4 separate regions of the Homo sapiens genome follow, and regions 1, 2 and 4 are each linked to region 3. A link is a loop called in an ENCODE intact Hi-C map of the cell type or tissue named here. Cell type or tissue: dorsolateral prefrontal cortex. All regions are shown on one strand. Region 1 has its middle 11 kb from the start of PABPC3. Region 2 overlaps LOC124900613 (a long non-coding RNA gene). Region 3 holds the start of AMER2 (APC membrane recruitment protein 2). Region 4 overlaps MTMR6 (myotubularin related protein 6).

Region 1 (5,000 bases), 86 kb after region 3:
GTGGAAAGCAGTGTGAAGATTCCTCAAAGAGCTAAAAATAGAACTACCATTCAACCCAGCCATCCCATTACTGGGTATATACCCAAAGGAATATAAGTCGTTCTACCATAAAGACATATGTATGCATATGTTCACTGTAGCACTATTCACAATAGCAAAGACATGGAATCAAGCTAAATGTCCATCAATGGCAGACTGGATAAAGAAACTGCAGCACACATACACCACGAAATATCATGTAACCATAAAAAAGAACAAGATCATATCTTTTGCAGGAACATGGATGGAGCTGGATGCCATCATCCTTAGCAAACTAAAGCAGGAACAGAAAACCAAATACCACATGTTCTCACTTGTAAGTGGGAGATAAATGATAAGAACACATGGACACAAGAGGGGAGCGACAGATACTGGATCCTTCTTGAGGCGGGAGGGTGGCAGAGGGAGAGGATCAGAAAAAATAACTATTGGGTACTAGGCTTAGTACCTGGTGACAAAATAATCTGTACAACCAACCCCTGTGACGTGAGTTTACTATATAACAAACCTGCACATGTACCCTGAACCTAAAATAAAAGTTTTAAAACAAAAGAACTTTAGTGGTTTTATTTTTATTAACGTCCTGAAGTGTGTGGGCAAGCTGATTTGTCAAATTAGCTCTACCAGAAGTGAGCATAGTTTTCTATTTTATGTGGGCTCTTTCCCCTTTTTTTGTGTGTGTGACAGGGTCTCACTCTGTTGCTCAGGCTGGATTACAGTGGCCTGATCACAGCTTACTGGAGCCTCCAACTCCCAGGCTCCAGTGACCCTCCAACTTCAGCCTCCCGAGTAGCTGGGACTACAGGTGTGCACCACCATATCCAGCTAATTTTGAAATTTTTTTTGTAGAGATGGGGTCTCACTATGTTGCCCAGGCTGGTTTCAAATCCTGGTCTTAAGCAATCCTCTCATCTTAGCCTCTCAAAGTGCTGGAATTACAGGCATGAGCCACTGTGCCCAGTCCTACATGGGCTTTTTCAACAAGCTGGGGAAATTCTTGAGAAAAGGCTTTCACAACATAAAATGAAAGACTACTTGAGTAGAATCTACATCTACAGGTAATTCAGAATTTTTAAAAAATGCAACCTGAGGCTGACTATAGTAATTATAAACTGGCTCATTATGATCTTGGGTACAGGCCTGATTTTATTTCAGCCTAAGGTTTTAGGAAAAGCCTCCAGAATAGCCTTGTGAAGGTTCTTTTTTTGCCATGCTTTGGGTTTTTTCACAGTCTTCGGATGTATATTTATCTAAATCCTTCTCAGGGCCATGTCAACGAGCCTAGGCCATCCAGCATTGGGCCTGACCTTCACCAACAGGCATGTGAACCTCTGGCCTAGATGAGAATTCCTGGTTAATCCACTTGAATTACCACGTTGAATTCATCAGCAAGCTGGTCAGGGTCCTCAGAGACTTTGGGAATTCTTTGCAGCGACTTGTAGTTCAGCCTTGCACCAAGGAACATGAGAAACGTGGGGGTTAGAGGAATCATTAGTGAGCTTAACTTTAGAAGGACAGGTTTTAACAGGATCAGGTTCAGGGTAGTAGGAGCTGAGGAATCTAGAGGGAAAGGCATTTCAGCCAAAGGAGGATGGAGACAGGGGACAGAGGAGAGAGAAGGGAGGTCCCCTTCAGGGAGGAAAAAGTCTGGGCCTCCAAGGCTTTGTCATCTTTCCCTAACTGTTTTTCTCAGTTAATTTGGGGACAGTGTCTTGCAGGGAGGCAATGTTAGAATCCTGAATGTGCTTAGAACCTTTTAGGTGCCAGTTGAAGTAGGCCTCCCATTTGGATTGTTTAATTTTAGGACCAGAGTCTTCTAATTTTGTCCTAAGAAAGACAAGTTTGGAGGAACTCAAAAGACCCTTATGATGGTTACTGAAGCTCCAAATTAGTTTTGGTGTACTCTTTCCATTGGGAGGATAATTTTTTGACATATGGCCTGCAGCGTTCTCAGAAGGGGAACCGTTATTGTCTCCTTTGGAATTTTGGGATCCCATTCTGCTTCTTATTAATCTCTTGAGAACAAAAGAAAAATCTGTAAGCCCTGTCAGGGAATTTTAGGGGTTTGTTTTAGTGTGCCTGGCCCAGGGTTTTGTTTGACATGGCTGGAGCCTGTACACTAATCGCCCCACCTGTGACCAAGTTTTCTCTAGATGCATACATCTTTTCTTGAAACTGGCAGGCCCCCTAGTGGTAATCTTCTCTGTCTGTGTCCCGGTTTATCCTGACGCGAGAGACTTCTCTTTGGAGACTGATATCCCTGGCAGAATGGTGGCAAATGCCCTAATGGCTTTTAAAGGGTCAACTGTGCCCACCTTTTTAGAAAGTAAATTTTGTTCTCAAAAGATGTTTGGAAACAGAAGGAAAAAATCAAGCAGCAAACAAAACTGTAAATGTATGCAAATACTCAGAAACCAAAAGTGCATTACCAGAACCAGAAAGACAAACTGTCTTTGTACCAGAAAAGATTTGGCAGAAAAGACAAAAAGTCTTTAATATTCCCAGAAGCAAGAGCCTTTACTAAGGTCCCTTAACCCAGCCAGATCCTGAATAAGGTCAACAGACAACTGCTACCAAGGAAGGGAGCTTGACCTGAGAGAAGTTGTATCTGGATAGGAAAAATAAAAAGGCAATCTGTGGAGGTGGAGTGCACAAAAGGCCCAATTGTGTGTACCTCGCCTTGTCCCAAAGGTCGCTGATCCCTTCCAAAGGTAATTGTTTCATCCCACTTCTGACACCAGATTACGTCAACCCAAAGAAAAGACATTAGAGAAAACTATCCCGAAATATATTGAATTTATTCTGGAATGGAAAAAGGGAATTATAATCTGGGATTCATGGAATGGCAAACCACAAGTGAGAGAAGGGTAAAGGAAAGCTTTTACTGGCAAAAAGAGAGGTTCAACATAAGCTATTTAGAAGCAGAATTCATTGGTTCCAGTGGCTCAAAGTCAGAACTGTCATCAGTTTATTGATGGAGATGCTGTTACTGGGCAAGTGTTCTTTTCAGAGCATCTTATATGGATTGTTGCAGTCCTAAAGAATATCTGGTGATGCATCTTGTCATAGAAATACATGTATACGGGTGAAATGTGCAAGCTTTGCAAGGCAGAAGATGTGCAAAGGATGTGAAAGGATTTCTTGTCAGATTTTTAGAAAGTCCTTTGAAACAGTTCTTATCTCAGACATGCTAGCATGAACCCCCTCCTTTCTGCATTCCCAGCCCTAGTTTGTCAGGGTCTGACAAGAGTGATTTCATCCTGGTATCTGCAATTCTCACAGCTTGTATAGATGTAGTTTTGCAACTGTGCAAATATTTCTGCAGAGTAAATATCTAGGAATAGAAAGCTAGATCAAAAAGTAAACACATTTGAAATTCTAATAAATGTTGTCAACAGCCCTCCTTAGAGCTGGTACTAATTTACACTTCTAAGAGCTGTGTATGATAGAACCTATTTTCCCACAGCCTCGCCAGAAATACTTTATCATATTTTTCAGTTTTCCTACCTGAGAAGTGAGTAGTAATTTCTCAGTGTTGTTTTAATTTGCTTTTCTCTTATTATGAGAAAAGTTGAGCATCTTTTCTTATGCTTAAAGTCTTTTGTATTTCTTTTTCTGCTAATTGTCTGTTCTGGTCATGTTTCTATTGGATTGTTGGTTTTTTTCTTATGGATTTCTGGGAGCACATTATTTTATTCACAGTTCATCTTTTGACGTTATTTATAATGTTATTTTTGTCATATAGGTTTTAAATTTTTTTGTAATAACTTCTGGATTTTGTGTTATGCAGTTGGCTGTCAGTATCTGTGAGTTCTGCACCCAAACCATGGATTGAAAATGTTAAGAAAAAAAGAATAAAAAATAACAATACAATAATAAATATAATACAAATTTTTAAAAATAGGACCACTATTTACATAGTATTTACATTGTATTAGGTGTTATAAGTAATCCTTATAAGCAGAAGGATGATTTAAAGTATACAGGAGAATGTGCATAGGTTATATGCAAATAATACACCATTTTATATAACAGACTTGAGCATTCATGGGCTTTGATATCTGAGGGAGGTCTTGGAATAAATCCCCCAAGTATACAGAAGAACAACTGTAATTAGAAAGGCTTTTACTGCTTGCTATAGTTTGAATGTATCCCTCCAAGTTTATGTGTTGGAAACTTAATCCCCAATGCAATGGTGTTGAGAGGTGGGACCTTTAAGATGTGATTAGGCCATGATGACTCTGCCCTCATGAATGAATTAATGCTGTTTTGGGGATTGAATTCTTGATAAATAGATGAGTTCAGCCTCCTTCTCCTCTTGCTGTCTCATGTGTGCTCTTGGGCCCTTCTGTCCTTCCACCATGGGATGACACAGTAAGAAAGCCCTAGCCAGATGCAGCTCCCTGATCCCAGACTTCTCAGCTTTCAGAAGCATAAGCCAAATACATTTCTGTCTATTATAAATTACTCAGTCTCAGGCATTCTGTTATAACAGCACAAAACAAAGACACCACTCTAAAATTACAAAAAATTATCTGGTGTTTACTTCTAATACTTTTGATTCCATTTTTGACATTTAAATCTTTGATTTGTTTTGACATTTTCCTGTTGAATAAGATACAAATTCAATTGTATTTTTATTTCTAGAATGCTACCTGTTTTCCCTAAACCATTTATTAGTCTATCTTTCCCCCCACTGATTTCAGATGTAATTTTTGTTGAAAATTTTGTGAGTATTTGGATATATTTCCAGGCTTTTTGTTTGATAACATGTCTTTCCTTCAATTCATAATTATTGCAATTTTTTTTAACATTTACTCTTCTTTTTCAGAGTTTTTCTAACTATTCTTGTTTGTTTCATTTTCAACGTGAATGTTAAAACTGGTTTGTTTAATAATGCAAGAACAACAGCAGCAACAAAACAATAAAATATCTGTTGGTATTTGATTTGTGAATGAGCT
Region 2 (5,000 bases), 57 kb after region 3:
GTTAGGCCCCACCATTTGCCTCATGATCGCGTTTCTGTGGCTCATTCTCCACCAAAATCCATTACTCCTGGTGCATCTTTTCTGGTCTCATGCCTCACAGCTTTAATTCACCTTCATAAAGATTGTTCCAGCTGGGCACAGTGGCTATGCCTGTAACCCCAGCACTTTCGGAGGTCGAATCTATAGGATGGTTTGAGGCCAGGAGTTCAAGACCAGCCTGGGCAACATAGTGATGTTACCGGAAAGGAGTCCCGATCCGGACACCAAGAGAGAGTTCTTCGATCTCCCACAAGAAAGAATTCAGGGCAAGTCCACAGTGCAAAGCAAAAGTAAGTTTATTAAGGAAGTAAAGTGGTGAAAGAATAGCTACTCATAGACAGAGCAGGGCGTTCTCGAAAGTAGGAGGGGAAACACGTCCTCCCTAGGTATATACAGGATAAATCCTGTTTACATATGGGATAAAAAGAAAGATTGTGGGGAGATGTACTCTGCTACAAGGGTTTATGATAAAGGGTTAATTTTCTTAATTACTTTATTTTGCAAGAATTGATGTTATCTTTAAAGCAAAATTAAGAATGCTTCTGTTCTCAAGATACTGGGATATCAGGACACTCCCAAGTCTGGGTCTGTTTAGTAAACATTATCAACCTGTTCCCTTAACGGTAAACACCTAGAGGCTAAGAATACCTAACTTTCTGGGAATGCAGCCCAGCAGGTCCCAGCCTCATTTTTCCTAGCCCTCACTGAAGATGGAGTCGCTCTGGTTTGAACGCCCCTAACAGGGAGACCTAGCTAGAAACCTATGAAGGGTGGAGGAGAAAATTATTTTCACTCCCCTACACAGGCACTCTCATTCTCCTAGTTATCTAGGTTTATGTCAATGGAACATTTTTGAGTCTTTCTTCTCTGGCAAGTTAACATTTTTGTCAGTTATTTGGTCCTGTAAATCTTCCTTTCCCAGTGGCCTCTGAAATCTATATTTTCATTTCTCAAAACAAAATTCCTCTAGAATTCATGTCCTTATGTTATTTTATGTTTGGCAAGTAACGATATCAATTGATACATGTTTTGGGGGATAAATGATGGAAGAAAGTTCGTTTGCAAACCCTCATCAGAGGAGGAGTAACTGGGAGGCAGGGACAATGTGTGAATCATCCCCAGGATGTAGCAGGTCCTCTATACAGTCTGACTGAATGCTAATTAGAAGGAAAAGACAGGAGAAGACACCCACCTGGCCTTTCTTCCAGTCTCTGCTCTTACTAATCTAGCCTATTCAGTGTTCACAGATATTCACATTTCCATGTTCAAAATGTTCAGTCTCCTGTTAAATAAATCCTTTCTGTGTCATCCAAGGATTCACATATTTGACTGCAAGGCAGAAGAGAGGGCGGGGTGTGTGTGTGTGTGTGTGTGTGTGTGTGTGTGTGTGTGTTGGGGGGTGTCTCTGAGTTCGTGTGTGTGTGTGTGTGTGTGTTGGGGGGTGTCTCTGAGTTTGTGTGTGTGAGTGTGTGTGTGTGTGTGTGTGTTGGGGGAGTGTCTCTGAGTTCGTGTGTGTGTGTGTGTGCGCGCGCACATGCGCGTACCTGTGGTGGGTGCTTAGAAGATGAGACTAGACTGTGAGGAGGTGCAGGAGGACAGCAGACAGCCCCGCCATCTCACCATTTCCCCCTTGGTATTCCTCTGGGTCACTGAAGCTTTCTGAATCTTGAGAAGGGTGACTTGATAGATCAGGGAGCATTTCCATGTATTTCCAGGGCAAGTTTGCACCCAGGCGACCTCCTGTATTGGGAATTCCACCCAGTATTTACCTTTGGCGGAAGATCTGCCTTCAGCAACTGCCCAAGGTTTACAAAGTGGGTTGGGACCACTCCCTGGGCCTCTGAGGACACCACCTCCTGTGGGGTTACTGAGTTGAGAGAGCCCAAACAGAAGAGAGGGCTGACCAGGGCCAACCCTTGGAGTGGGCATGGAGCCTTTGTCCAGTGAGCTCTCAGGAAGTGGGCTCTGAAACTGCACAGAGGGAGGAAGAGGAAGCAGCGCTGATTATTATTAGTTTATTTTTGGACAACAACCCTATCAAGCACCCTGACATCATGAAACTGGACAGGGAAGACACCCAGCCCTCTGGTGATCAGACGCCATCCTGGCTGGGGTCCTGGGGCCCCAGCCGGCTCCCTCTAGCTGAGGGTGGGCGGGTGGCCTCGTGCTTCTGCCACTGTGCTTGAAAACATGCAGAGGCAGGCCTGGGGCCCCAGGAGAGGATACTGTGGGCTCCGCACCTATTTCTGTTTTCAATGGCGGAAGGAAAGAGGGAGACAAGTTAGGGTTTTGATATCTAAGACGGGTTCCACTCATTAGCTATTGTAGTCACTTATAATACAGATCAGGAAGGATGCCTTGCCTCCTAGATCAAGCCTTCATTATTTCAGCCCATTTCAGGGAGCCTTTTCCTCCTGTAACCACATCCACACCCGCAAATGCAGCAGGGCTGGCTTTGTCAGTCAGTGAGGTGAATCAGCTGGAGGTGATCTGAATTTTAAAACCATCTGCTCACTGCTGCTGAGCCTGGACTCTCCAGAAGATGGCAGCAGTGGGACACTGTCACCCAGGAGTCAGGCTTTGGCGGGACTAATTCCTCTTACTGGAGCCTGTATTACTTTGCACTACCAGTAAAAATATTCACTGTATGTAGAACAGTAACAACAGGATGAGTCTTTTGTTCAATATGATTGAATCGTATGGTGGAGAAACAGAAAAAAAACACTTTTCCTGTGGTCTCTAATTCAAGTGCTGGGTGTTATGTCCCAATTTCCAGAAAATACATCTTGCATATGCTGTTGGAAATCTTTGCTTCAATAATGAATAAGATCTGCTGCTTGAAAACTTGCTTTTGCTACAAGAGCTGTGAAACTGCAATTTGGGTTTTCTCATGTCTACTGTAGACTCTCAGTAAAGAGGAAAAGTTCTTAATATTTTTTCTCAGAAAGGACACTTGTTTTTTTTGTTGTTGGTGTTGTTGTTTTTTTTTTTTTTTTTTTTTTTTTTTGCAGAGCCTCGCTCTGTCATCCAGGCTGGTGTGTAGTGGCATGATCTCAGCTCACTGAAACCTCGGCCTCCCGAGTTCAAGCAATTCTCCTGCCTCAGCCTCCCAAGTAGCTGGGATTACAGGTGCGCGACACCATGCCCGGCTAATTTTTGTATTTTTAGTAGAGATACGGTTTCACCATGTTGCCCAGGATGGTCTCGAACTCCTGACCTCGTGATCTGCCTGCCTTGGCCTCCCAAAGTGCTGGGATTACAGGCGTGAGTCCCTGCGCCTGGCCAACACTTGTCTTTTTCTTAGACGGGGGAAGCTTTAACTCGGTTGTTTTAGTGATAGTTTAAGAGTTAATTTTACTCCTAGAAAGATGTCATTCAGTAGGATTGCATATGCTCTTCTCATTAATATAAATAGACCGAAGTCTATTTATATTAATGAGAATATATTTCGTATAGTAATTACTATACAAAAATGCAAAGCTTATTAAATAAATGCCTGTATTAGAATGTCTGTATATGTAAATATATATATTTATAGTTTAATATATTGTTTATACTTTAAGAATAAATTATATATACTATAAACATCTGATATATAAATATGGATCACAGATCTCACATAGTTGGAAAGTTCTTTCAACTTAATTTCATTTTATATTAAGACTGCAGACAACTGTTATATTAGAGGTCTGTATCGTAGCCAAGTGATATTTTTAAAAGCAAGCCAGTCTATGGCTGGCTGTTTCTAGCTGGCAAAGCCTGAAGCTAATTCTGAAGCACAGGGCACCTTATGTTAGCAGATTGTCGTGAGTAATGGAAATTGCACTTGGGATGAATGCCAGTTCATCTGGATTACCTGAAATTCCTTAGAGGCCATGGTGGAAAGGATCAGCTGTTCTCTGAGAGTGGGATACACTCTTACTCTCAATAATCCTCTGTCATTTTTACATTTGCTTTGACTCAGCTGCAGAGAATCTAAATCACAGCCCCACCAGCAAAACTACTCTAGGCAGACAGCATCTCCAAATGGCATACAGGAGGGATGACAAAGGGACTAGAAGCTCTCACCAAAGTCACAGTCTGCCTTTCCTCAGTTTCTTGTTTGTAAAATAAGAACTGGAGGGACATGGCATCTACGAGCCCTTTCAGTATTAACATTTCAGTCTTATTCTGGAGGTATTTGGAGAGAATTAATGATGTATCACCACCTCCTTCATTACTTCTGTCTAACTCTGCCAGAAGTAAGGGAAAGCATCCTCTCTTTGTTTCAGCACATTCACACAGGCTGGCTAATGAGATCCCACACTGAAAAAGCCTGGGACTTACACGGACTCTCTGAAATCTAAGTCCTCATTTGTAACATACAGCTTTTTAATACTAGCTTCATAAGTCCCAGATCCCTGCAAAGGTAAATATTTTATTTTCTGTAACTATGTTCAGAGTAGCAGTTCTCTGAATCTGTGTATTGCTCCTGGCAGGAAGCAAATGTCAGCTCATTCCTGTGTAATTGACATGTGACATCTTAGTTTCCAGACTTAGCTAAAGTACTTACTAATAGATTTTAGATGACAGATAGGACCTTTCTTTTCTGTCACCCTTCAGTGGGAAAATCAGAAAGATAGAAAGAACTCTGATGCTTTTTTTTTTTTTTTTTTTGCTGGTCTTATAGTAATTTTGGAAGGAGAAAGATCAAATTTTTGGAAAGAGAATGATCAAAATAATATTAAGAAAAAAATAGTAGTTCTGAAAATATTAAGAAAAAATATATATGGATATATATATATATATATATATATATATACACACACACACACACACACACATGGATGATGTTTTACTTGTCTGTTTAGTGAACACAAGTTTGTTGAATTGATTTGGAAGGTAGTGATTTTTAAATCATATTTATCAAATTTCATTAAACTGAGAATTACATATAAAAGCACCAGATCAATGCATGGGGC
Region 3 (5,000 bases):
AGTGTTGATGTCCCAAAAGAATGATATCCATCCCAAAGTCCTCTATCAGATTTCTCCCAGGAGGCCCAAAGATTCTCATGTAAATTAGAGTCACATTTGACCTGTCCTGATGGGTGAATAAGCAGACCACTTTCTCCCAGTGGAGAAAGGGAGATTTTTTAATAGGCGACTTACTTTTCCTTGATCCCAGTCACAAACTCTTCCAAACTGACAGAGCTACATAGTAACCCACAAATCTAAGCAACTGTATGGGTGTGTGTGTGTTTGTGTGTGTGTGTGTGTATGTGTGTAAAATTGAGAGACTTTCTATTGTTCTTCAAAAGGTTGTAAAGACGTAACAAATGGGTTTCTCTTTACAGTTCCTTACACGTGGTCTCCCCAGAAAGCACTGAGGACTCTGATTCATCATGTCAAGCGGTCAATTAGAATCCGGGAAAGCCTCTCTCTGGCCTCACCTTACTTCCTGTACCAGGAGAGATGCTCATCAATAGTGAGAAAGAGTTGATGGGATTAGAGTCTGGAAGTGACAACCTCTCCTGAACCTGAACTCATTGATTTCTTCGTTTTACAAAACAGTGTTCTTGAAAAAAATAAACAAAAAAAGGAAATAATACAACTAAGAACTCCAAGGTCTAAATTTTAACCAGCTGTATCTCATAACAACAGAAGCTGCAATGGCCAACATACGTCATTTATAAAACGCCAACTTATGTGGATGGGGATTGGGATTTATTGGCCTAATGCAAAGAGCATATAAAAAATGAGTAGGGAAAAGACTACTGTTTGTGTATATATGTAATTATTACATATATTCTTAAATGATATTTAATAAATAATCAAATGATTAAATAATATATACTATATATACATGTTATATTTATATATGTATATGCTTCTCCAAATTTCTTTTTGCTAAAAAGCACTCAGCTGGGATTATGAAATCAGATGTCAAGATTAGAATATTAGCAGTCACTTTTTAAATCAGAACACAGAACAGATCCCTAGACTGAGCTGTTCCCAGAAAAAAGGTTTTCCCTCTCCCCAGACCAGGCAGGTAGGAATGTCTGCAGAGATCCCTGGACACACAGGGACCCCTGCCAAGCTTTTCCTGCTCTGTACATTGGGGAAGGGGACTACAAGTCAGCCCTGGTGGTATGGGGGAGGGGAGTGGTACCGCAGTGACAGGAATAATGCCACTGTCCTGCTGAGTGGGAAAGGAGAGGGCAGAACCCGGACTCGAAGGCCCACCTGTGGAGTGGGTCTGAGATTCCCAGCCTGTGTGTCTCGGTCAGCTTGTCTATTGTTATCAGATGTGGGCTGTGCCGCAGCATCTGTGACTTCATCCCGTGGTGGCTGGAGTCTGGGATAAAAGTCATGGTTGTCCCAAAGGTGCAGGCAAACTCCACCCCGGGGAGCTGTTGTGCTTGCATTGCTGGGCTGCTGATAGACTGATTGAGTGGTGGCGTGTACTTTTGTCACAAGAACCATAACCACAATGACAGCCACACAGCATGGACCTAGCGTGTGCTCAGCTCTGGACAAGACATGGATGTAGGCAGACATGCTTCCTGCCTGCTGGGCTTAGTGCACCAATGCTAAGGACAGACATGAAGGGCTTGGGAAAGGCATGAAGATGCAGGGAGTCTAGGAGAGAGGATAAGAAAAACAAGCATTTTGTGGTGGGTTGAATTGCGTTGTCGTTTTTAGAGGCATTTCGTGATCCATGGTTGCGCTCCCGTGAAGAGCGAGTCTAGAGAAGGAATCCGAAGGTGGGTGAGAGTTGAGGGAATTTGAATTCCATAATTACGACTCGAATTTCTGCAATCAGCTCGCGGCTGTGTTGCCTGCTCCTGCCACAAAAACGCCATGCAGCGCCGAGCCAAGTCGGATGGAAGTGGGTTAGGGTATTATATAAGCCCTTGCGGGAGGGAAGATGGTCTTTTATGTGTGTTTCTTTTGCAGCGGCGGCGGCGAGCGCGGCTCAGGTTGATTTAGAATACGGGTGACAGTGGCCTGGCGCGAGCCCACTGCTGACGAAAGCGGCTTATCCCGCGCGGTTTCCATGGAGACGAGCCGGAGCCGCGGCGGCGGCGGGGCTGTCAGCGAGCGCGGCGGAGCTGGCGCGTCCGTGGGGGTCTGCAGGAGGAAGGCGGAGGCCGGGGCCGGGACCGGGACCCTCGCGGCAGACATGGACTTGCATTGTGACTGTGCCGCCGAAACGCCGGCCGCCGAGCCGCCGTCGGGGAAGATTAATAAAGCTGCCTTCAAATTATTCAAGAAGAGGAAATCGGGTGGCACCATGCCCAGCATTTTTGGGGTCAAAAACAAAGGGGACGGGAAAAGCTCGGGTCCGACGGGGCTGGTGAGGAGCAGGACCCACGACGGACTTGCCGAGGTGCTGGTGCTGGAGAGCGGCAGGAAGGAGGAGCCGCGCGGCGGGGGCGACAGCGGCGGGGGCGGCGGGGGGCGGCCGAACCCGGGGCCCCCCAGAGCCGCAGGGCCCGGCGGGGGCTCCCTCGCCAGCAGCTCGGTGGCCAAGTCGCACAGCTTCTTCTCGCTGCTGAAGAAGAACGGGCGCTCGGAAAACGGCAAGGGAGAGCCTGTGGACGCGAGCAAGGCCGGCGGCAAACAAAAGCGGGGGCTGCGGGGGCTGTTCAGCGGCATGCGCTGGCACAGGAAAGACAAGCGGGCCAAGGCGGAGGCCGCGGAGGGGCGCGCGCCCGGGGGCGGCTTGATCCTACCCGGCTCGCTCACCGCCAGCCTGGAGTGCGTCAAGGAGGAGACGCCCAGAGCCGCGCGCGAGCCGGAGGAGCCCAGCCAGGACGCCCCGCGAGACCCAGCAGGTGAGCCCGCAGGGGGAGAGGAGGTGCCCGCCCCCGCCGACCGCGCCCCAGCGCGGAGCTGCCGAGAGGCAGAGGGCCTCGCGCACCCCGGCGACACCGGCGCCCGGGGAGAGGACGCCGCGGGGCATCGGCGCGCCGAGCCGGGGCCCGGGGAGGTCCGCACGGCAGAGGACGCTTCCAGGACGGGGGCCGTTCCCGTAAAGACGGTCCCCCTTGTCGACTCCGAAGGCGGCAGCGGCCGGGCGCCCGCCGCCCCAGACCCTGCCTCTGTCGATCCACCCTCAGACCCGTCGGCAGATCGTATTTGTTTGATGTTTTCTGACGTGACTTCACTGAAAAGCTTTGACTCTCTTACAGGCTGTGGAGATATTATTGCAGACCAAGAGGAAGAGGCAGGTCCCAGCTGTGACAAGCATGTCCCCGGGCCAGGCAAGCCGGCTCTGTCTAAAAAGAACCCCGGCGTGGTGGCCTACCAAGGAGGCGGGGAAGAGATGGCCAGCCCGGACGAGGTGGACGACACCTATCTACAGGAGTTCTGGGACATGCTCTCCCAGACCGAGGAGCAGGGACCCGAGCCCCAGGAGGGCGCGGCTAAGGTGGCAGCTGCGCTGGAAACCAAGGTGGTGCCCGAGACCCCCAAAGACACCAGGTGTGTGGAAGCGGCCAAGGACGCGTCCTCGGTCAAGCGCAGGAGGCTCAACCGGATTCCCATCGAGCCCCATCCTAAGGAGGAGCCCAAGCACCCGGAGAAGGAGCAGCAGGAAGGCGTCCCCAACAGCGACGAGGGCTACTGGGACTCCACCACGCCAGGCCCAGAGGAAGACAGCTCGAGCAGCGGGAAGAAGGCGGGCATCCCCCGGGATAGCTACAGCGGGGACGCGCTCTATGATCTCTATGCTGACCCGGACGGAAGTCCAGCAACCCTTCCTGGAGGGAAGGACAACGAGGAGACGTCCTCCCTGTCCCGGTTAAAGCCCGTATCTCCAGGCACCATCACCTGTCCACTGCGAACACCAGGCAGCTTGCTGAAGGACTCTAAGATCCCTATTAGCATCAAGCACCTGACCAACCTTCCATCTAGCCATCCCGTGGTGCACCAGCAACCCTCCAGGAGTGAGATGCCCAGAACAAAAATCCCGGTTTCCAAAGTGCTGGTCCGCAGAGTCAGCAACCGGGGCTTGGCTGGGACCACCATCAGAGCAACGGCCTGCCACGACAGTGCCAAAAAGTTGTGAGGTCTTCCAGGCCAAGGTGGATGGGCCCCATGCCAAGGAATACAACTTTTCCCTGGAAACCACTAAAGTAAGTTTTGCTTTTCCTAAAGAAAGTCTTTTAGGACACCACCCGTCCCCCGCCCTGCTCCAGAGCGTGGACCGAGGAGGTCTTTGTGCCCTGAGCAGGGACCGGATAACACCAGAAAGAGGGATGCTACACGGGGGTTTCTCCTCTCAAGATAAGTCCCTGAGAATTATTTTCAAGCACTTTTTTCTTTTTTACCTTTAAGTTTTTCTTCCTTTTGCTTTAATATACTGAACACTTGGAAGTCACCTTTACTTGCCTTTGCAGAAAACAGAACTTAGCCAAACCTAAGTAAGAGTCATGCCTGGATATTGGGATAAGCCAGTGTCTAGAGGCCTGAAGGAACCGCTGAAGAACCAGAGGAGATCTCCTCTTCCAAGACACGTTTCCTTCCTTCCCTTCTTTCCTCTTTCCTTTCCAGTTAAAAAAAAACAAAAACAAAAACAAAACCCTTTGCTGTATCACTGTGTGGAAAATACCTCCAAAGCTGAAAGAGCCAGGTATTTACCTGATGAGCAGAGGGGACCACTGATTGGCAGAAAACTTCCCTACGTTCAGTTGTTAGATATGCAAATTGATAAGGATCTAACACTAGGAAAATAAAGGCGAGTTTTGGTTTGGTTGGTTTCAGTCATTTGTTTGGGGAGATATAAAAGGCTCAGGAGAGCAGGCTTTTGCTTTTGCTTTTGTTTGTTTCTTCCCCCACCCAGTGCAGAAATCAGGATCAGGGAAAGATTTTATTAAATGCCAATAGATACAGTATTTAAGCATTTATAAACTGAAACCTTTTCATGTGAAGATAATGCATATTTTACCGTTTATCCAGCTGTTAACATTTTGTAATCAGTCAATTCAATA
Region 4 (5,000 bases), 79 kb before region 3:
GAGACCAAGTTTTTGAAATTGTGTGAGTTGAGAGGAATCCCTTAAAATATATGGTTGTGAGAGAAAATGTTATACCTGTGTTGTGTTCAAGAAACATGACTTTATTACCTAATTATGAATGAAAAAGGAGAATAGAGATAATACAGAATTCTGAGACAAGGTTAGACTGTGAATACAAGAAAAAACTAAAATTTAAATCTGCTTCGGAAGCCATCGCCTGATTTATAAAAATGAATATTACCATTACTACTTTGCATCTATAGGAAAGATCTCTGTGTTTTTCTCATTATATTAAGGTTGAAGGAGAAGACTTATTCCCTGTGGCCATTTCTTTTGGAAGACCAAAAGAAGTACTTAAATCCTCTCTACAGTTCCGAATCTCACAGATTTACAGTTTTGGAGCCAAATACAGTATCTTTCAATTTTAAGTAAGTTGACATCATTGGAGTATTTATACTTGAATTTTCTCAAACACAATTTATTGAAACTTTTTTTTGTCATAAAGGTTTTGGAGGAACATGTACCATCAATTTGATCGAACACTGCATCCTAGGCAGTCTGTATTTAATATAATTATGAATATGAATGAGCAAAATAAACAATTAGAGAAAGATATTAAAGACCTAGAATCTGTAAGTATTCTGAAGTATCTAATATATTTGGAATGTGAAATTAGTTTACGATTAGACTAATATTTGTATTGTTGGTGTAAATCAGCACATAAACTTCTGAAGTAAGCAGTTTCTTCAAAATCAGGTCATCCCTACTTTGATTGAATACGTTAGTTCGAATCACTTTCTTTGTATTTTAAAATACATTAAAATACCGGAAGTATATAGCATAACGTATAGATAAACATAATAACTATCTGTGTACCCACCAGCTAGCTTTTGTGGGATTTTAACATTTACTATATATGCCTCAGATCTTTCTTGTTCTTGTTTTAAGAAATAAAACATAGGCCGGGCGCAGTGGCTCACGCCTGTAATCCCAGCACTTTGGGAGGCCGAGGCGGGTGGATCACCAGGTCAGGAGAGTTTGAGACCAGCCTGGTCAGCACAGTGAAACCCCATCTCTACTAAAAAAATAACAAAAAAGTAGCCGGGCATGGTGGCGCATGCCTGTAATCCCAGCTACTTGGGAGGCTGAAGCAGGAGAATTGCTTGAACCTGGGAGGCGGAGGTTGCAGTGAGCCAAGATCATGCCTCTGCACTCCAGCCTGGGTGACAGAGCAAGACTCCATCTCAAAACAAAAACAAACAAAAAAAAAAGAAATAAAACATAGATCTATTTGAAGACCCTCTATACTCTTACCCAGTCTTCACCCATGTATCACAATTTATAATACTGTTTTTCTTGACTTAAAATATTTTTACTGTGTATTGAAAAAATACCAAAGACTATCTATAATGTTTGTATGAGTTGTAAAGGGAAACAGACAATGTATAGGCCAATATACCCTTCACTCTGCTTAAGAAACTGATGTTTTAAAACTATATAAAAGTTACCATACTGTTTATGTGCTTCATTTTGCTCAACAGTGTTTTGACATTTATCCATGTTGATACATGTAGCTTTTATTCATCTTTTTATTAGTAACTACTATATAACTTTATATTATATGAATATATCACAGTCTATCCATTCAGCTATGGATGAATATTTAAATTGTTTTCAGTTTTGGATTTCCATGATTACAAATGAAGTTAAATGACTTTCCATATTTGTTGGCCATTTGGTTTTCCTTTTCTGTGAATGGACTGTTCAAACCTTTGCTCATTTTTCTGTTGGCATATTTGCCTTTTTCTTAGTGATTTGTAAGAGTTGTTTATATGCCAGGCACTAATTCTTTGTTAGTTATATATATTACAAATGGTTTTGTCCAGCCTATTGTCTTTTCCACTTTATTTATGGTATGCTATATATAGATGTTTTGAATTTTCATGTCAAATTGCTCAATGTTTTATGCTTTCTGTGTGTGTCTTGTTTAACAAATCCCTCTCTACCCTAAGACTTTCCTATAATCTTTTTTCTGCCATCCTATATAAGCAAAAAGGATCAGTAAGTATATATATATTTTTTAAATCCTAGACAGTTATAACAGTAAGACTGTCTCATCTACCTCTCAGGCAGGAGTCTCCCTTAGTCATCTTTTAGATAAAGAGGTAATGACTGCTTGAGTAAATTGTAGAAGGATATGGTCAAGAGAGGCAAGTCCAGGATAATAGGTAATACAAGATTATCGGGACAGTCCAAGAATTTGGAGAGCATGATACTCTGCCACAGGACACTTTAAAAATCTTCTGTTAAAAAAGTAAAGTTCTGTTGTGTTTAAAGTCTGTTATTTTTACCTAACAAACCACTGTAGGAAAACCATGTAAGAAAAACTCTATATAGTCAGTGAGCCCTTTAGCTACACAAGTTTGTTTGTTGTGTTTTCAGGGTGAATGTTTCATACACATTTCTTTTATTATAAATGTTTACCTGTTATGCTTTCTAGGTAATATATGTCCATTTTAAGTGTGGAAGCCTAGTGATCGCCTGCAGTCAAGTCTTGCTGGATTGTTTGTTTAATAAATATAAAAACTAACAATTTTCCACAGCAAAAAATTGTACACAATTAGGATTTTCAACCATGTCATATGCATTAAATGTTTCTACTTTTTTGAGATTTAGTTTTGCATTATACATACAGAGAACATATTTTGCAAAAGCATGTTTTCTTTTTTCATGTAACATATTGTGGCTTATGCAATTAGTAATTTTTTCAAATTTGTGTTTGTTCTAGAAAATTAAACAACGCAAAAATAAGCAAACAGATGGCATCCTCACCAAGGAATTGTTACATTCAGTTCATCCTGAATCACCTAACCTCAAAACTTCCCTGTGTTTTAAAGAGCAGACTCTGCTACCCGTAAATGATGCTCTTCGAACTATAGAGGGCAGCAGCCCGGCAGATAATCGTTATAGTGAATATGCAGAAGAGTTTTCTAAATCAGAACCTGCTGTGGTCAGCTTAGAGTATGGTGTGGCAAGAATGACTTGTTAGACTCATAGAGTTTTTTCTGCAATGATTGCAGTACAAGAAAAGGATTATTGTGAGGATGGTCTGTAAGCATAACCAAAAGGAATTTGTCTAATAACAATTTTAGGGTTTAACAGTAGGCTAATAGTTGAAGGAAGGATAATAACTACCCTTGTGAGAGAAATAAGTCATTTTAATTGCATTTCCAGCAAGGAATGACATTCAGTTCTGTAAGAAATGAGTGGTATTTGATGTATTTACTCAAAACACAATTTGCACTGTACACTAGTGAATTGACGTTTATGATTTATGTTAATTCAGCCAAACATAAATAACCTTCCTTAAGTACAATTTAACTTCAAGAAAACAAAATTTGACAACATAGTTTCTTAATAAATGATATGGCATGTACTTTCAATTATGTAGCTTTGTAACTATGAATATTTACATATTTTGCCTTTTAGTGATATTTAATGTTAAAGTGCCATGAAAAATATTTCTAAGAAAGCCTTAAATTCCCAGTGGATTCTTTACCCTTAAGTTTTACAGCCTACAACAAGATTTTTTGTTTTGTTTTTCTTCTGGTCAGCCTTGTTTTGTTTGTAAAGAATTGTGCTCTCATTACTGCTGGGGGTGCATGCTACAATACTTCTATATAAACACTTGTAGAAGTACACTGTTCACGTTTAGCCTGCCCCACTTTTGTATTCAAAATTAATGAAACTGAAGGTTTATTCTGATCATAATTTGTTTAGTGCTACATTTGATAATTTATTATTTACAGCTTAGAATATTGATTTCTTGAATACGTATAAGCACATTTGACTGTCTTTTATATATGGATTACTGCATTCCATTGATTCTTATTTTGTGGTTGGCTTTATTTCTTTCACAACTGTGTAAGTTTAAAGAGCTAAAGCTCTAAAACTGTTCTGAGAAACAATGAATAGTACATGTATATGTATATTTTTAAACTGCCTTATTGCTCAATGAGTTGCTGTTCCTGGAGTATCTAACTTTCAGTTTACTCAAAAACTTTTGGGTAAATAAAAAAGGGAAGTACAGATAGTTTAGGTTGTGCATGGTTGCATGAATTTTGAAGTCATTTCTATGTGGAGCATTATTTTTCTTCTTGTTAAATATAGAAAAAAAAAGAGATTCTAGTACAAAGTTACTGTTTAACAAAAGCAACATAAACTCTGGGAAAGATTTCATTTTGCCATGTTATATTTACTGTTTATTCTGTGTACTAGTACATATCTTTAAATTACCAAAAAACAAGAAACAAAACATAAAAACCCCAAAACTATCACTTGGAATTAGCAATATCACCCAACTGGCTTTAAAATTGAAAATTTAAATAACATGGTGGCATGAAGTACAATTCGAGTATTAGGCAATTTGCATAGTGTTCCTCATGCTACTTTCTGTTACACCTCTATTATATTAGTTTTGAATATAAACATCTTTTTCAGACCAAAAAAAACTTTATTGTATGAGAGCTTATCTTATCCTGTTTATTTTTCCAATGCTTTTCTGTAATACATTATGTAATTTAAAAAATATTCCTTTTTAAACAGCAACAGAAATGCACTATAAAATATAGTATGTGATTAACCAATCCTGCTTCCATATTTAAGCACTGGGAATGGAAACTTAATCTCTGTGACTACAAAGGGAAGTTTTTGTGCCTTGGTGTTCCAGTCACTGATTGTGGTTTTAGAATCTTCTGTGGCTGACTTCTTGTATTCAACTCTGGTTTATTATCTTAATCTTCAACTTCAGACATATATTTGTGTGTTTATATGCTCACAGGTGGACTGAGAAATCAGTTACATCTTAAGTGACCTACAGGGTATATGTTGGCAAAAGCAGACTGTGTATATGTCTTATAAAGTTGAATTTATGTTCAGTGTGTTTGGAAGTGTATAGCATGTAAATTACTTCATATATGATTTAAAGGTAATTAAATGTT

Evidence for each region. Peaks named below come from ENCODE experiments on the same cell type or tissue, not always from the same donor. Only the 100,000 strongest peaks of a DNase experiment are listed, where the experiment ranks them.
Region 1: it touches region 3 in a loop (2.2-fold over the local background); 2 of 110 quality-filtered maps call a loop at or near these places.
Region 2: a loop joins it to region 3, with 2.5 times the contacts of the local background. A loop is called at or near these places in 3 of 110 quality-filtered maps.
Region 4: it touches region 3 in a loop (6-fold over the local background); 5 of 110 quality-filtered maps call a loop at or near these places.

The regions. Positions count from the first base shown.
Region 1 is chr13:25,082,586-25,087,585 of GRCh38, reverse strand. No RefSeq gene overlaps it. Among named protein-coding and RNA genes, the nearest start is that of PABPC3, 11 kb to the left of the region's middle. In dorsolateral prefrontal cortex, CTCF peaks have their summits at 2,059 and 2,260 (motif pointing left); a DNase peak (open chromatin) is centred at 2,225; H3K4me3 peaks cover 949 bases; H3K27ac peaks cover 2,633 bases.
Region 2 is chr13:25,111,945-25,116,944 of GRCh38, reverse strand. All of the region lies in intron 2 of LOC124900613 (a long non-coding RNA gene), which reads right to left. Among named protein-coding and RNA genes, the nearest start is that of PABPC3, 18 kb to the right of the region's middle. In dorsolateral prefrontal cortex, CTCF peaks have their summits at 2,381 and 2,580 (motif pointing right); a DNase peak (open chromatin) is centred at 2,574; H3K4me3 peaks cover 275 bases; H3K27ac peaks cover 1,208 bases.
Region 3 is chr13:25,168,682-25,173,681 of GRCh38, reverse strand. AMER2 (APC membrane recruitment protein 2) reads left to right here and starts at 1,394. Exons shown (of 1, transcript NM_152704.4): 1 at 1,394-5,000. The coding sequence starts at 2,063. The coding sequence ends at 4,078. It overlaps LINC00463 (long intergenic non-protein coding RNA 463), which reads left to right. Exons shown (of 4, transcript NR_120428.1): 4 at 360-858. RefSeq lists an enhancer at 1-535 and a silencer at 2,815-2,904. In dorsolateral prefrontal cortex, no CTCF peak of the experiment used is centred here; DNase peaks (open chromatin) are centred at 1,411, 2,021, 2,701 and 3,306; H3K4me3 peaks cover 4,118 bases; H3K27ac peaks cover 5,000 bases.
Region 4 is chr13:25,247,281-25,252,280 of GRCh38, reverse strand. MTMR6 (myotubularin related protein 6) reads left to right here. Exons shown (of 14, transcript NM_004685.5): 12 at 297-428; 13 at 506-632; 14 at 2,789-5,000. The coding sequence ends at 3,049. Among named protein-coding and RNA genes, the nearest start is that of MTMR6, 38 kb to the left of the region's middle. In dorsolateral prefrontal cortex, a CTCF peak has its summit at 2,930; a DNase peak (open chromatin) is centred at 2,950; H3K27ac peaks cover 3,046 bases.